Linked DNA regions of Homo sapiens: region 1 is linked to region 2. A link is a contact called in ENCODE Hi-C data. All regions are on one chromosome and are shown on one strand. Each heading gives the region's core, a stretch centred on a gene start or an enhancer-like site at or near the end of the contact. The rest is flanking DNA. Distances are from core to core; before and after follow the strand shown.

Region 1 (6,039 bases), core at 2,208-4,707, 750 kb after region 2:
TTATTTTTCCCTTAATGTTTCATATCAAAATGGAAGCCATGTTTTTCATCATTTCATTCAAGACATAAAACCTTGTGAAAAACCAAAGTAATGGAGGAAATGAGGAATTGTCGTTTAGTGGATATAGAGTTTTAGTTTTGCAAGATGAAAAAGTTCTGGAGAATGGTTGCACAACAGTGTGAAAGTATTTAGCACTCCTAAACTGTGCACTTCAAATGGTTAAGATGGTGAATTTTATGTTATGTGTATTTTGCTACAATTTTAAAACTTTCCTAATTAAAAAAGAAGTAATGGTGATTTTCTGGCAAAAAAAAAAAAAAAAGATACATTCAAAACATGCACTGAATATTATTTTGAAAATTTTTCTTAGTGAAAAGAGGCACCTTCCTCTTTCCCAGGTAAACATTTCAAGGTTTTGAAATGGAAAAGAACTACCCTTGAGGCTTTGGTTTAGCCTTTTGTTCTCTGCTTGGGAACCGGGCTTATTTGTTTGTTTATTTAACTGGTTGCTTTATTAGCATAATAAAGCATGACACTGTTCTTCCTTGATTTGAACTGCTTAGAAGTCTTTAAAAGAATCATTTGCATAATTTATTATTTTTAAATGTGTTCACATTCAGCATTTCCTTTAACAAAGATACACACCTATACCTTTTACAAAGACTGAATATTTAGGCAACTTAACAGCTACAAACTTAACTTTTTAATGAATTGAAGCACTTTTCATTCAATAGAGATACAAATTTGGAGACCATCTTTTAGAAATTGGATCCAGAAAAATACTCTGAACCAGGGACTGACTTAAATAATTTCCCAACATCAATTAAATGAGATTTTTCCTTTAAAAAAAAAGTTGTTTTGCTTTGTGAGGTTAAACTTTTTTTTATTTTATTTATTTATTTGTTTATTTATTTTGAGACGGAGTCTCGCTCTGTCACCCAGGCTGTAGTGCAGTGGCACAATCTCGGCTCGCTACAAGCTCTGCCTCCCGAGTTCACACTGTTCTCCTGCCTTAGCCTCCCGAGTAGCTGGGACTACAGGCACCTGCCACCACGCCTGGCTGATGTTTTGTATTTTTAGTAGAGATGGGGCTTCACCATGTTAGCCAGGATGGTCTTGATCTCTTGACCTCATGATCCACCCACCTCGGCCCCCCAAAGTGCTGGGATTACAGGCATGAGCCACCATGCCTGGCCGAGGTTAAACTTTTAAGCAAAACCCTACAGGAGAGTTATCTGGAACTCTTTACAAAATGAGTGTATTTCTTTGTGAGAAGAACAGTGTGTGGAGTGCAAGGGTGTGCATTTATTGGTTTACTTCCCCAAGCCCAGTATTTTTGTTTGTTTGTTTGGTTTTGGTTTGGGGGGGGGGGGGGTTAATTATAAAGCATTCTATTATTGTATTTAAATCTTTTCCTTTATTATTATTTTTAAATTGACATCTAATAATTTTATGTTTATAGGGTACAGTGATATTTTGATAAATGTGTATAATGTATAATACTCAAATCAGTAATTAGCATATCTGTCACCTCAGACATCATTTCTTTGTGTTGGGAACATTTAATATTCACTCTTCTAGCTATTGAAAAATACATAACAAATTGTTGTTAATTATAGTCACCTTATAGTGCTATGGAACATTAGAACTTGTTCCTCCCATCTACCTGTGCTTTTACTCGCTCAGCGGATTCTTCTCACCCACTGCACAGAAAAGCCAATACACTGAGACAGCAGCATTGCAGTAGAGAAAGGGTTTAATTATCTCAAGGCAGCTGATCAGAGGACGAGAGATATTTCTCAAATCTTCCTCCCCAAGAACTCAGAGGCTAGGGTCTTCCAGGATAATTTAGCAGGCTGAGGGCTAAGGAACGGGTACTGCTGATTGGTTGGGGTTGCGATCATAGAGGTGTCAAAAGCTATCTTCATACACTAAATCAGTTTCTAGGTGGGGGTCACAAGACCGGTTGAGTCAGTTCCTTGGTATGAGTAACAGGTCCGAGTGGAGTCAGTTGGTTGCCAGAATGCAAAAGTCTGAAAAATATCTTAAAGACCAATCTTAGGTTTTACAACAGTGATGTTATCTATAGGAGTAATTGGGGAAGTTACAAATTTTGTAACCTCCAGCTACATGACTCTTGATGAGTAAGCAATTTTAGAAAAGTAAGCTAGGGAACGGGCTGCGCACAGTGGCTCACGCCTGTAATCCCAACACTTTGGGAGGCTGAGGCAGGTGGATCATGAGGTCAGGAGATCGAGACCATCCTGGCCAACATGGTGAAACCCCATCTCTACTAAAAATACAAAAAAAAAAAAAAATTAGCTGGGTATGGTGGTGCGTGCCTGTAGTCCCAGCTACTTGGGAAGCTGAGGCAGGAGAATTGCTTGAACCAGGGAGGCAGAGGTTGTAGTAAGCCGAGATCATGCCATTGCACTCCAGCCTGGCAAAATAAGCTAGGGAACAATGGCTGGTTATCATTTAACTACACCTACATCTTAGCAGAATTCAGTCTTTTCCCATAATCCTAACCTTGTGGCCTTTCATTTGTCTTACAGAGATGGTTTCAGTCCCCCGTGGGGGTCAGCTTGCAGAGGGACTATTATCATTTTTGCTTCAAAGTTAAACTATAAGCTAAATTCCTCCCATAGTTAGCTTGGCCTATGCCCAGGAATGAGCAGGGGAGTGAGCTTGTGACGTTAGAAGCAAGATGGAGTCAGGTTAGATTTTTCTCACTTTTATAATTCTTGCAAAAGCAATTTTATATTCATTAACCCACCCCTGGCTTTCCCCTTCCCCCTACCCTTCCTGGCCTCTAGTAATCACTATTCTACTCTCTGTTTGTATGAGATCAACCTTTTAAGCTTCCATACATGAATGAGAAAGTATGGTATTTATCTCTCTGTGCCTGACTTTTTCACTTAACATATTGTCCTCCCAGCTCATCTGTGTTGCTAAAATGACAGAATTTCATTCTTTTTTTTTTTAATCACTAAATAGCATTGCATTGTATAGATATTTGCCACATTTATCCATTCGTCTGTTGATGGATACTTAGGTTAGTTCCATATCTTGGCAGTTGTAAATAGTGCTGCACTAAACATGGGAGTACAGTGATCTCTTTGATTACTGATTTCCTTTCCTTTGGATATATACCTAGTGGTATCATAGCTGGATTGTATGATAGTTCTATTTTAGTTTGCTGAAAACCCTCCATGCTGTTTTCTGTAATGGCTGTTCTAATTTACATTGCCACAAACACTGTGTAAGAGTTCCCTTTTCTCCACATCCTCTCCAGCATTTGTTATTTTTTGTTTTTTGGGGTTTTTAAATAATAGCGATTTTGATTGGTGTGTGATGGTATCTCATGGTTTGCATTTGCATGCAAATGATTAGTGATGCTCAGCATTTTTTCATGTACCTATTTCAAACTCAGCGTAATTTTGGTTGGGAGGCCGTTAGGCTAAGGCAGCTCCAATGCCCTGAGTTCCTACATAAACAAACTGAAACCCAACTCTTTGTAAACAGTCATATTCTAGGCCAATCAGAAACCACCAACTAACCCCCTACCTAGGGGCTTTCCAATACTCAAGTTTAACCGATCAGGAACTGCCTGGCCAACCTCTAACCAGGGACTTTCCACTGGAATGATCCAAAAAACATTACTGCCCCACTTTAACCAATAAGAGATTTTCTTTACCTTGCTTCTGCTTTCACCTTACAAAAGTCTTCTACCAGTCTCTTCATCAGAACCCCCCACCACTTATGGCCTAAGGCTGCCTGATTAACGAATTGTTGTCTGCTCAAATAAACTCTTTAAAATTTTAACGTGCCTTTGTTTATCTTTTAACAGCTGTTTAATCTCACTGTGATCACAAACCATACATTGTATTGTCTTAATTATTTTACATTTTTGAGACTGTTGTTTTATGGCCCAAAACATGATCCATCTTAGTGAACATAACTTGTGCTCTTAAAGGAATGGTATTCTTTAATTGTCACATACAGTGTTCTGTAAGTATCAACTGGGTCAGGTGGTTGATAGAGTCTGTCAGATCCTCCCTGTCTTCACTGAATTTTTGTAGAGGGAGAGGTCTGTTAATTGCAGAGAAAGAAGCATTCAAATCTCCAACAAAAATCGGAGATTTTTCTGCTTGTCCTTTGAATTATTTCAGGTTTTACATTGTATTTTGAAGCTCTGGCTGTGTTTGCAGACTCATTTATGATTGTTATATACTCCTGATAAACTGGCCTTCTTACCACTGTGAAACATCCCTTTTGATTTTCAGAAATATCATTTGTCTTGAAATCTACTTTATCTGTCTTAAATCAGCAAGGGGCACTACAAAGTAACAGTAAAGGTAGATGTAAATATTGTTAAACAAGTAATAGGTATTCAATGAATACTTGTTGAATATTGAATTTTAGTATTTTCTGGGTGGCAGATTGCCAGATAATATGGTTTCGTGTGTGTATGTACGTGTGTGTGTGTGTGTATGTTTCTTTTTTAATAATCTATTTTCTAAGTCTCAGTGTGGATGAGATGCTGTGGATAAAATAGTACTCACTTCAGGAAGTTAGTTACCTCCAAGGTTGACTGAGCGTTGGTCCTAGCCTTCTAATAACTAATATTGAAGGAAGAAGCAGCTCATAATGACATAATGAATGAGTAGGCAATCTACCTTAAATCTTTAGAGAAAAAACTAATGATTGAACATACAATGTCAGGTGTTTTCAATAGAGGGGTAATAGAAGAATTAGAGCAGGTCAGGAAGGACAGCTTCATAAATACGACACCTTATGACCTTTGGCTACAGTTTTACTGCTTTCCTGATATTTGCTTGAACCAAAGCTCATTCTCTGTATACCAACACAAGTACAATTCTATTCTGTTCTTTAGCTGTTTAAAACAAAGTGGTTTCTTCATATCACGATTTAAAAAGAGTAGTCTCTTATGTCTCTAAAAGAACCATTGGGAAAAAAGCAAAAAAGAGTAGTTTTTCTTAATTCTAAAGATCCTCAAGGCAGTGGTGTCTTAACCAGGAAGACAGGAGAGACCCAGGCAGCCTTAGGAAGCTCACTGTCATCCTCCCTTTTCCTCTTGTTTCTTCATCCCTAGAAGTAAACAAACTAAAAATGGTTTTGACCTTTGAAAAAGAAATAAACACTGAAGTAATTGCCTGTGATTCTCTCTACCCAGCCGTCTGCTGAAAGTGTGTCTTGAGAAGAGCTTGAGATGATAGATAGATAGATAGATAGATAGATAGATAGATAGATAGATAGATAGATGATAGATAGATAGATAGATCGATAGATAGATAGATAGATAGATAGATAGATAGATAGATAGATAGATAATCTGTCTCTACTCCACAGGTCGATAATAGCTCACTAACGCATAGCCAGGGAGATGTCAGAGTGGCTTGAGACCTCAAGAAGCTTTTTCTTAAATCCTTAAAACCTAAGAACCTTTTTTTTTCTTTTCTTATTGTTCAGTTGCCTGTTAATTTTTTGTGGGGAGTAGGGGTTGGAATAGCATGCTACTGCTTAGAGTAGAACAGGGTTAGAATTCTTTGCTGCCAGGAGTATTATTTCCTTTAAATTTGTGTTTCTGTTGTGTAAACAAAACTATCTGCTTCCTGGAACATAAAGCACATACATAATTTTAGTAGGCACTTATGCTGGATTGTGCTTGGTAGTTGGCAGTGAGAGCACTTTTTAGTGTGATGGCATAGCCACATCTCTTGTGGGGACAGGAATATTTTCCTGTTAGAGTGGATGGTGACCTCTTCTGCATTCTGCTTTCTTCCCCTTCCCCACAGACTTGTAGAAGCTCTTGACAAACAGAGCAGAGAAACAAACTTAAGTACCAGCATTCTCACCAGCCCAAATTCCTGAATCTCTGACTGTCCTAAGACATGCCAGTTGTCTGTACCTGTGCAGCCTTTCCTCATAGCAAGGACTGGAACAGAGGAGGAACTGGTTACAGTAATCATCATTCCCCTGTGAACAAAGGTCTCACGCAGTCATTTCTCCTCAGTG
Region 2 (5,331 bases), core at 1-2,500:
CATGCATATCAAGCAAATTACCTGCCTGGCACAGGGTAAAAGAACCCAGTAAATGGAGCTGATGTTAATATTCATGCAAATCCCCTCACTATGAGCCCAGCTGTGTAACTGCTGAATCTTCCCCTTGTTCTCTTTGATCTCAGCCCAGAACCTCTCGTTTGCACCTGGATGACTCGGCCAGAGATGATTTCTAGAAGTTCCTTAAAGATATTAGTCTGTGGGCTGGGCACGGTGGCTCACACCTGTAATCCCAGCACTTTGGGAGGCCGAGGCGGGTGGATCACCTGAGATCAGGAGTTTGAGACCAGCCTGACCAACATGGTGAAACCCCGTGTCTACTAAAAATACAAAAATTAGCTGGGCATGGTGGCGGGCGCCTGTCATCCCAGCTACTCAGGAGGCTGAGGTGAGAGAATCGCTTGAACCCAGGAGGCAGAGGTTGCAGTGAGCCGAGATTGTGCCATTGCACTCCAGCCTGGGCAACAAGAGCAAAACTCCATCTCAAGAAAAAAAAAACATGTATTAGCCTCTGAAGATTTACTGTGCTGCTGAGAGGAACTTAAAGTTTGGTTCTTGGGGAAAGAGCTGTTAGGTAAGCTGGGATGCAATAGACATAGGTTCACAGAATGAACCCTTATGGTGGGCTGTGGGACAAAAAAGTTTCCAATTTGGACCCCTCACCAAGAGAAACAGAAGGGGAAGAGAAAGTACAGGAGGGAAAAATCAAAGCGTGGGGGCGAGCTGCTGCTTTTAGCCATGGTGAAGGTGAAATCAGGAAACTTCAGTGGGGTTTGTCAAAGAAGACCTTCAATACATACTATGAACTATGGAATATGCAAAACGAGAACTATTTTGTGCATTTCTACCCCCTTCTCCTTCATACTGTTGACCTTCAGGTGCCTACACAGGGTAGCTGGGGGAAATTAAAAGGAGCAGAGCTTCCAGCATTTTTTCTTTTGTGAACAACCCTGGTAAAAAGATTTTGTGCCAACGGTTCTTGGTTTCTCCTCTGACAACCAGTTCCTTCCCCTGCTATTCTTACAGCATTCAGAGTCTGCACAACAGCACTGACATCCCTGCTTCATGTGCAACTGTGAGTACCCATCTGTAAGCCTTTGAGAACAGGGACTGTGGCTTCTACTTCTGAAACTCCCACAGCAGTGAGCCCCTGCAGATAAGCACATACTAACTGATACTGGGCTTCTGAGGGGGGGCCCCCTTCTGCATAGTGTAGTGCTAGGTCCCCAGATCAAGTCAGATGCCAACGAGATTCTTGTTAGAAAAGCTGTGGGTAACACAGACCCAAGAGAGTGGGGTGCAAAAATGGAAATGCAGTTTCCTGAACATTGTCATAATGTGACATCGATTGCTGTGTGATCTTACGTGAGTCATTTCCTTCCCATCTGTTACCTTGGTTTCACTCATCTGCAGAATGAGAACAGTTTTGTAAAGGCACATGCATATATTCATTTTTTTTCCTGATTAGAAAAGTAATATATATTTCTTGTAGAAAATATAGAATATACAGAAGAATGTGTGAGAAATAAAAGTTCCCACTTAAAACCACCCGGAGGCCAGACACAGTGGTTCGCGCCTGTAATCCCAGCACTTTAGGAAGTTGAGGTTCGAGGTGGGTGGATCACTTGAGTCCAGGAGTTCCAGACCAGCCTGGGCAACATGGCACAATCCTGTCTCTACAAAAAATATAAAAATTAGCCAGACGTGGTGGCACATGCCTAGTCCCAGCTACTTGGGAGGCAGAGTTGCAGTGAGCCAAGCTTGTGCCACTGCACTACAGCCTGGGCGACAGAGTGAACCCCCCACCCCCGCCCCAGAAAAACAAAAAAGGAAAAAGAAAACCATCCAGAGATTAAACATTGTTTACATTTCGGTTTACTGCTTTTTGTTTTTATTTATTTCTATTAAACATTTGATGTAGGCCGGGCGTGGTGGCTCACACCTATAATCCCAGCAATTTGGGAGGCTGAGGTGGGTGGATCATTTGAGGTCAGGAATTCGAGACCAGCCTGGCCAACATGGTGAAACCCTGCCTGTACTAAAAATACAAAAATTAGCCAGGCGTGATGGCGGGCGCCTGTAGTCCCAGCCACTCGGGAGGCTGAGACGGGAGAATCGCTTGAACCCAGGAAGTGGAGGTTGCAGTGAACCAAGATCACGCCACTGCACTCCAGCCACAGTGACAGAGCAAGACTCTCTAAAAATAAAAATAAAAATAAAAAATAGAAAATAGAAAAAATTGATGTAATTGGTTTATTGCTTTTTAATCTTTTCTGTGTGTGTGCCGTGTGTGTGTAATTTGCGGAGTCCAGTGCAAAATGAAAACCTAGGCCCCTTGTTCCCAAATTATGAGGAACTTCAAGAAGGCCACAGCAGAGCATTGAACCCACTCTGGAGTCCTGTTTGACTGCGTGGTCACGTGCCCATGAAGTGGGCTCTTTGTATTCCCTACTCAGAATAATAAGATCATTTATTGAGGGTTCTCTGTGTGTCAAGTATTTCATTTAATTAGTTATAATTTAATTCAGCTTCTTTGATATAAATACAATTCTTCCCCCTCCTCATTTTTGCAGATAAAACAACTGGGGATCAGAAAGTTTAAGTAGCTTGCCCAAGTTCATACAGCTAGTCAGGGCAGAGACAATATTCATACCTGAGTCTTTCTGGCTTCAGGTCTGTGCTTTTAACATTGCAGCACATTCCCTCTAATATTAACTTTTTTTTTTTTTTTTGAAACGGAGTCTCGCTCTGTTGCCCGGGCTGGAGTGCAGTGGCACGATCTCGACTCACTGCAAGCTCCGCCTCCCAGGTTCACGCCATTCTCCTGCCTCAGCCTCCCGAGTAGCTGGGACTACAGGCATGAGCCAGTGCGCCCGGCCCTCATATTAACTTTTATAAATTCATTTAAAAATTATTAATAAAGTTGAGATTATACTATACATAAAATCTTATATTGCATTTTTTTTCATTTTATATCACGATTGTTTTTTCTTCCTCTGTTATTAAACAGAGGAGAAAAACTGCGGCTATTTATGAGAAAGAGTGAAGTCTAAATGACAAAGCTCTGAGAAGAATTTCATTGCAAGATTAGATTAAATACAAAACATCAATGATCCAAAGCAGGAGCACGTGGTCAGTGGAGACTTGGCAAAGGCTAGGCTGCTGTATTTAACCCACAGCCCCCGACTGATAAATAGAATATAAACATCTCACTCTCCCTGCTCTGAACATCCTCCACATTAAAGAGGATACCTTTGCAGATCCCCGACAGTCAAGATTTCTGTCCAATTTACTTTTCACAAAAGTAAAAGTTTCATTGTAAAATGAAAGCAATGGGTCCTTTTTCAAGCATAAATAATATTATATGGAATATAAGTTTCAACCTCCTCCTTACACACACACACACACACACACACACACGCTCGAATACCCTTATGGGGGTGTGCAGCCCCGTCTTCCTTGGCAATCACTGAGTTATATGTAAAACAGAGCCAGTACTGAAGGTAATATTAAAAATGTTACTATGCACCACTGCAGACTTTGGGAAACTGACTTACTCTCTCTAAGTCTGAGGAGCCATGTGTGTAAAATAGAGCTCATAAGAGCTACCTCAACAGAATGAGGAAAGAACCTAATGGGTAGGCTTTTCCTGAAGCTGGGACTTCTAAGCCAAGAGTCAAGCTTAGGTTACTGCGCATTAGATTTTCTTTGTAGGCCTTAATTCCTCAACGAAAACTGCAACCATGGTTAGGGTCCCTGGGATCTGGGGCTGAGGAACTGGGGGAGAAGAGGAGTAAGGCCTATTCTTGTACCCATCTCCTTTTGTTTGTCACAGTTCTTATTTTCTAGGGAACTGTGGTTAAAAGGAAGACAGAGTACAGCTACCTTTTAGGGAGAGAAAAAAACCAAAACACAATCCTCAGCTTTCAAGGTGTATGAGGGAGAGAGCACCAAGGTAGTGATTTACCCCTGAAGTCAGCTGAGTCTTGGGGAATTTAAGCAGCTAAGGGACACAAGCTTCAGGCCACAGAAAGTGAGGACCACTGGGGCAGGAAAAAAAATCCCTCTTCGTTTGGTGTTAAGTTTCCACCTATCAAAATGCGTCTTTCTAGATGACTTGCTGCCCTTTGCTGGCAAGCTCTCCCAATGTTGTGCAAAGAGATTTAATAAGAAATAACAGGCTGGGCATGGTGGCTCAGGCCTGTCATCCCAGCATTTTGGGAGAACAAGGCAAAAGGATCACTTGAGCCCAGGAGTTTGAAACCAGCCTGGGCAACATAGCAAGACCCCGTCACTACAAAAAACAAATAAAAATAATTAGCTGAGCATGGTGGTAAATTATAGTGAGCTATGATTATGCCACTGCACTCTGGGTGACAGAGCCAGACCTTATCTCTAAAAAAAAAAAAAAAAAGGCCGGGAACGGCGGCTCACAGCACCCAGCACTTTCGGAGCACTTTGGGAGGCTGAGGCGGGCAGATCACCTGAGGTCGGGAGTTTAAGACCAGCCTGGCCAACATGGAGAAACCCTGTCTCTACTAAAAATACAAAAATTAGCCAGGCGTGGTGGCGCATGCCTGTAGTTCCAGCTACTCAGAAGGTTGAGATGGGAGAATCACTGGAACCCAGGAGGCGGAGGTTGTGGTGAGCTGAGATCAGGCCATTGCACTCCAGCCTGGGCAACAAAAGTGAAACTCTGTTTCAAAAAAAAAAAAAAAGAAAGAAAAAGAAAAAGAAAAAGAGGGCCGGGTGCGGTGGCTCATGCCTGTAATCCCAGTACTTTGGGAGGCCGAGGCAGGCGGATCATGAGGTCAAGAGTTTGAGACCAGCCTGGCCAACATGGTGAAACCCCGCCTCTACTAAGAATACAAAAATTAGCCAGATGTGGTGGTGCATGCTGTAATCCCAGCTACTGGAGAGGCTGAGGCAGGAGAATAGCATGAACCTGGGAGGCGGAGGTTGCAGTGAGCTGAGATCGTGCTATTGCACTCCAGCCTGGGCAACAGAGCAAGACTCCATCTCAAAAAAAAAAAAAAAAAAAAAAAAGAAAGAAAAAGAAAAAGAAATTAAAAAAAAACATGATTAGACTTTAGATACATACAGTGCCTGTCCGGTGTTCCCCCCAAATCTGTCTCCTGAGGCCCAGCAGGCACGTAACCCCAGGTCACTCACAGTGAATGAGGAAGGGATGGCGATGGGTGGGCCCCTGTGTTTGGAGGCTCTGACGCTGTTCTCTCATGCACTCTTCCCACTGTGCCCCAGCTGGGAGTTTTTTTCTCTTTCTGCTCTTTACTAGCACTCCTCTGGTGCCCT

The links. Hi-C counts contacts between places; a loop is a spot of excess contacts on that map. Pooled maps may share reads with other maps.
Region 1: a loop to region 2 is called in a pooled map, with 5 times the contacts of the local background. The contact joins two enhancer-like sites. A Hi-C loop is called at or near these places in 2 of 50 pooled maps.

What each region holds. Positions count from the first base shown.
Region 1 is chr12:1,419,559-1,425,597 of GRCh38, forward strand. The region is part of intron 17 of ERC1 (ELKS/RAB6-interacting/CAST family member 1); the gene reads left to right. Among named protein-coding and RNA genes, the nearest start is that of LINC00942, 78 kb to the right of the region's middle. RefSeq lists an enhancer at 3,639-3,688. Within about 2 kb of position 3,458, at least 2 of the 41 ENCODE cell types and tissues checked have a DNase peak (open chromatin) inside an H3K27ac peak, as active enhancers do.
Region 2 is chr12:673,326-678,656 of GRCh38, forward strand. It overlaps LINC02455 (long intergenic non-protein coding RNA 2455), which reads right to left. Exons shown (of 4, transcript NR_187480.1): 4 at 1-1,694. Among named protein-coding and RNA genes, the nearest start is that of NINJ2, 13 kb to the left of the region's middle. RefSeq lists an enhancer at 142-241. Within about 2 kb of position 1,251, at least 10 of the 41 ENCODE cell types and tissues checked have a DNase peak (open chromatin) inside an H3K27ac peak, as active enhancers do.